Regions from separate parts of the Mus musculus genome. Here region 1 is linked to region 2. Evidence: chromatin loops called from intact Hi-C (ENCODE). Cell type or tissue: left cerebral cortex. All regions are shown on one strand. Links, peaks and the distances in the headings refer to the core of each region. The heading gives the core; the rest is flanking DNA. Region 1 has its middle 63 kb from the start of Gm29684. Region 2 has its middle 52 kb from the start of Gm40744.

Region 1 (2,910 bases), core at 116-2,615, 70 kb before region 2:
TGGGCTTTGATGGTCCTCTCTCTCTGTGTTCTTGTGTAGTGTACCATATCTTGTCGGTCCATACATGCAGGCCCTGTTTCCCGAAATGGACTGTGAGTTCTGTTTATGCTTTGATTTTCTTGTTTGTGTGTGTGTGTGTGTATGTGTGTGTGTGTGTGTGTGTGTGTGTTTTCTTAAATGACTGGACTCTGCTCCCAGAGTGGAGGCAGACATGGTTTGCAGGTGTCCTCAGGTCAGAGAGGAGATGCTATAGGCTGGGGTTGTGCTGGAAGGAGAGCGAGGCACGGAGGTGAAGCAAGGCCCAGGGAGCAAGGCAAGGTCATGAGTACACAAGCAGAGCCCAGGATGGAGAAGTGTGGGAAGGCATTGGGATACAGGCTGCAAGTTGGAACAGGGCAGACTGTTCAGAGCCGTCGTGGTTGAGGAAATGCTCCTGGGAACTGTCAGGCTTGCTTCTGTGCAGGATCAGCCATTAAAACAGAACTATGTGTGTAATCGGCATTAATGCATAGAGAGGCAAAAGCATAAATCAAAGAAAGGCTGCCTAATCCCGTGTTGAAATATCACATTAACAAGAAATTTCTATGGCTTCCTCAGTCTCCTACAACCAGTTTTATATTAAAAATACCAGCTTGGCAACTTTCCCTTAAACTATTGGGGTCTCTTGAGGCATCTTTAATGTCGTACTTAAGCCAGTGTGGAAAGGACCGCCTTTGCTACACATACTGGTAAGACAGCCTGGCTTACAAATGTAGCACATGGAAACACACAGATACCACTTGGGGACTTGTGCAGATTAGATCCACAGGAAACCTTGCTTTTTTCCCCCTCCGCCCCCACCGAGTCTGAGGGACAAGCCTTCTTGCCACAGCTGCACAAAATTAACATCCGGCTCCTGCCAAGAAAGCAGGTGACAAGCTCAATGGGTCTCCTTGGGTTCGATTTTTGCCATGGCAGGAACGTGGACATTCTGACTAGGCATTTGTCTGTGGAGCTAGAAGGATGGTAAATGGGCAAGGAGGGGAGGGGAGTCGGGAAGCAGAAAGCAGCACGTGGGAGCAAAAAAAAGAAAAAGAAAAAAAAAAAAACACCAAGACAAAACCAAAACAAAATCCAGGTGATAGGAGCAAGGGCAGCTTGCATTCGCCCAAGCGCATGGAAACAAGCTGACTCACGAAAACCAGGGAAAGAGCGGAGAATTTGTGCATGCATGGTGTGAATCCTCTAAGGAAGAAGGCAAACCACCAATTCCAATTAACCTTGTGCGTTATAAGCAAATCTGAGTATTTTGATCAGGAGCTTCTGAAATTGATCTGTATTGCCCCATGCCCTGATAACTGGTAAACTGCATCAGAAGTGAGACACCTGGGGGTTAGGGGCAGAAAGCCCCTTCCTTTATGGGGTACAACTGCACTCATGTGGTTTCCCTGTTGGGAGCTGTGGGTATTCTAGACTGGGCCGAAGGGATCTTTACCACCCACGCTGCCACCCAGCGTGCCTGTTTTCAGGGCTTTACACGAAGAGGGATATTCATAGTTCTTTGTATTCGAGAATAGACAATCTTACTGGCTTGCAGAATTTCAAGTGCTAGGGTGGCCAACTGCTGCTTGTTAATTGTTCAGGCTGGGAGTGGGCATCTGTTGGGTTTTAGAAATTCAGGCTGGGTGCCACATTCCATTACTAATAGTGCCCAGTTTCTGGTTCTGTGAGGCATGAGACTCATCCCTCTCCTTGAAGACAATCTAATATTAACCTCACCAGGTCCCCTCCTTTTCCTCAGACAAAGAGTAGGTCTGAGAATCACAGCACCCATGAGTTCCTCCCCTGTGTTTCGGGTCCTGCTTATTTGCATTCTGATTTTGATTTTTGGTTTTCTGAGACAGGGACTCTATGCACCCAAGGTTGGCCTAGAACTCAGTATGTATCCAGGCTGGCCTCCAACTCAGATTTTTTCCTGCCTCAGCCTCCGAACGCCAGGATGACAGAAGTACACGGTCACACCGGGTGCATGTTTAGTACTGACCAAAAGGGCAAAGATACTGAACACCAGGAAATGCATCTCACCCACCATGGTGTCCCAGCAAATAAAGTTGGGTGTTTTTACAATACCGAGATCCTTAAGGTCGCTTGGGGTCAGGCTGGGTTTTCCAGTCATCTGCGTGTTTGACCTCTTGAGTTTATTTTCTTAGCTTTCCTACGTACTTTCAAATGGTCTTTCAAAAACAGCTGACGTTGCCAGGAGTGTGCTTGCTACCCGTGACCAAAGCACTTTATTTCATGCAGATTCATATCTGTTAAAGTCTCTTTGATAGATATTCAAAATAAACGGTGACTATTGTGAGCCCAGTAGGTTGGGTTCACAATACATGAATGTTGGTTTATAAAACTCTCATGTCTTTTCCAAGGCTCATTACTTAACACCATATCTTGTCGTCCTCATCTTCTCCTGCCTTGAAGTCCATCTTATGATTAATTTGTTGTTCATTTTAACTCTGTTCTCAAATAGCCCCTATGTATAATAAATGGGTGATGCATTATCTACAGCCCTGATTACCCCAAATATAATTCACTCTGTCAAGTCTAAAAACGGGATGCCAAGTTTTTAGTTGTGTTGTTTTTGGTTATACAAGATATATGTGTATTTGTCTAACAGTATTAAAGAACAAAGGTAATAATGTGAGAAGAACAAAAATACAGTAAAATATCAAAAGTAATGGGGTAGGGGATTAGGTCACGTGCAGAGCCTTTAGGCAAATGGAGCTCCCTTACAGAACAGATCGTATGTGATACTTCTGCTCTGTCGACACAGAAGATTACAGAAAAAAGGGAGGCGTGTCCTCACATTCAATCTGCTGAGGCCTTTAGCTACCTTGACCTCGGGCTTCCCCACCTCCAGAACTCTGAGACGTA
Region 2 (2,910 bases), core at 304-2,803:
CCCTTTCAGTGGGTGTCCCATTGGCTCTTAGGGATTGGCCCATGGAACTTAGCTGGAACAGAGATGCTGCAGGCAAAGTGTCTGAGGTGATCTCAGGAAAGCATCAATCACCCTTTTACCCAGGAGATAAACTTTGAGAAAGGCTTGGACTACAGTGTTTATATCAAGGCTACCTCTACACCCGGGGGCAGGACACCCTGACAGACAGCCCGTTTACATCACTACTTGTTCTGTTTACTGTTTTAGTGTCCATTCTGGAATGCCCTTCCTATGCCTCCCTCTGCTTACCCATCTTCCTCACAGATCACCCCCTCCAGGCAGTCTTCCCAGACCACTCAAGACCTCACTTGCCTCCCACTTCTCCAAAAGCTCCGAAGAATCATCTTCCTTGCACTGATCTATGCACGTGACTCTCACGCCTCTTGTTCAGTTTGATGGCAGGCCTGGCACCACACCTGGCTGCCCTTGCTTATCCAACCTCATTTCCTAACCCACCGTAGAACCACAGTGGGTGCCTGCTGTCTCGTTAGCATAAGTTGGGACATGCAGTCTTTAAAAACTAAGTTGGGTAGTACAGTAGAATTGGTGGAAAAATTAAAAATAAGCTTCCTCTTGAATGAACGATGAGAGGTGAGCTTTGGGGACATCATTCTGTGCCTTTAAAAAAAAAAAAAGTATAAAATGCCCCGCACTTCGGAGGCAGAGGCAGGCAGATCTTTGAGTTTAAGGCCAGTCTGGTCTACAGAGTGAGTTCCAGGATGGCCAGGGCTACAGAGAAACCCTGTCTCAAAAGAACAAATCAAAACAAAAAGTACAAAAGAAAGGGAGAAATCAGATGCAGGTTGCAAGTTCCTGGTGACATCAGCTTTGGCAGGCCCTGATGGAAAGTGACCTTGCCAGAGCCCTGCTCCCCCATTCAGTTGGAACACTTTCCACTAACGGTATTAATCTGGCCTTCAGTCTGAGGCAGAGCTGCCTGGGCCAAGCCCTCCTGCTTCAGTCCAAGTGATGAATCAGCCCCATCTCCTAATGCCCTCAAGAATTAGAAGAATCGGCGGAGGAAGAGAGAGGCACAGGGCACCATGCACACCCTCAGATGGACAATAGAAATGACGGAGGCCAAGACCTTCGGTCTCTTTCCATCTCTGGGAAGCCTTTCCATTAAAAACATTTTCTTCTTCTGTTACATCCATGTTTTTTCTTTTTGGTTTCCTCTTGTCAGCCTCAGCCCAGAGGAAACTTCTCACTCCCCACCTCCAACCACGTACTAAACACCGTTTCCTTCCAAGGGCTTCTTCGTTATTTTTTTCTTCAACTTACAGCTAGATTGCTTGGCATCAACCGAGAAAGCCTAGTAACACTCTGGCGTTCCAAAAGCAGCCCAGAAGATCAGAAGTATCCGCCGCATCTACCTCCTGGACTCGGCACGATCAAACGCTACGCTCTCTGAGAAGACATTGGGAGTAGTAGAAATGTTAAGTTTGTTTTTTCTTTTTTCTTTCTTTTTTTTTTTTTTTAATTTTAAAAAACCTAAAAAGACACCTTAAAGGAAGCAAAAGACAGACACAGCCAAGAAGCAAGCAAATCTGATATTCTCTGAGCTGAAAAACAAGAGCCAAGGGAATTCTATTCTTAGCAGAGACTTAGCCAGCTCCATTCTCCAGGGGTGGGGTGGGTTGCAAAGAAGGCTACAGTGCCCTCTGTCTGGGACCTGTCAGCATGTAGCCTGGGGGCTTGGATTCATTCTCTCTCTCTCTCTCTCTCTCTCTCTCTCTCTCTCTCTCTCTCCCTCCCTCCCTCCCTCCCTCCCTCCCTCCCTGTCTCTCTCTCCCTCCCTCCCTGTCTCTCTCTCCCTCTCTCTGTTTTTTTTCTGTTCTCTCTCTATATATTCTTCTTTTTTTCTCTCTTCCAAATGGAGTTTATTTGTTTAACAGTCCTGGAACTCAATCCACAGACCAGGCTAGCCTTGAACTCACAGAGATCCACTTGCCTGTCTCTGTATTCCTCATGCTGGGACCAAAGGCGTATGCTACCACACCTGGCTTAGCTAAGGTTTTTCATTCATGGTTTTTTGTTAGTCATTGTACAACCTTTGCAATGTCTGATTATCTAAAAAGAACATGAGAGCAGGGAGCTCAGTTGACTTCACCACAGTTGTACAGTTTGGAAATGGCATCAGTAAAGATGCTAACTAACCCAGGTTCCCTTTTCTTAGCCTGTGTCTTTATAGTTCGTCTTTCCGTATCAGATTTATGTTGTTTCATGCTCAAAGGCTTTGACAGCCAGATCTGTCTAACACAGAGGTTGGTTCTCAAAGCTGAACACCATAGGCCTCCTAAAGATGTGTTCTACTATGTTTGGATACATGTCTCCCAAAGACTGGCATGCTAAAGGCTTAGTCCCCAGGCAGTGCTATCACTAGGAGATGGTGGGACCTCTAAGAGGCAAATTCTTCTAAAAGAAAGCTGGGCTTTTGTGGAATTGCCTTTAGCCAGCCTGGCACAAACAAAGATCTTCTAAAAAGAAGACAGCCTCACCTTTCTTTGGTTATCACACTATGGAAACAATGGTCCCCAAGGAATTGGATCCCTTGGAGCCTCTCACAAGATGAAGGAACAGGCTGAAGCATAGTGCCAGCCAGAGGAGGTTTCATATCATCCTGTTATCTTATCTACCACCTTGTAAGGGAGAAAGGACCAGAAACAATGAGTCTATAATGGGACTGTGACAGAGAGGATCACACCTCAGCCAGGGGCAGCTTAGTTATGCTGATCACTGTAAATGTAATTCTTAGGGGGTGTTCGACACCCCTTTTGCTCCCAGGTAACAACATGGCATTTCTATGCCCACTTTAACCCATTTTAGCTCCCAAATAAATGGCACAGAGACCTGTTAATTTTATTAATGGGC

Evidence for each region. Hi-C counts contacts between places; a loop is a spot of excess contacts. Peaks named below come from ENCODE experiments on the same cell type or tissue, not always from the same donor. Only the 100,000 strongest peaks of a DNase experiment are listed, where the experiment ranks them.
Region 1: a loop joins it to region 2, with 2.3 times the contacts of the local background. A loop is called at or near these places in 7 of 42 quality-filtered maps.

What each region holds. Positions count from the first base shown.
Region 1 is chr10:95,081,477-95,084,386 of GRCm38, reverse strand. No RefSeq gene overlaps it. Among named protein-coding and RNA genes, the nearest start is that of Gm29684, 63 kb to the left of the region's middle. In left cerebral cortex, for the core only: no CTCF peak of the experiment used is centred there; DNase peaks (open chromatin) are centred at 894, 1,218 and 1,570.
Region 2 is chr10:95,012,153-95,015,062 of GRCm38, reverse strand. No RefSeq gene overlaps it. Among named protein-coding and RNA genes, the nearest start is that of Gm40744, 52 kb to the right of the region's middle. In left cerebral cortex, for the core only: no CTCF peak of the experiment used is centred there; DNase peaks (open chromatin) are centred at 917, 1,339 and 1,623.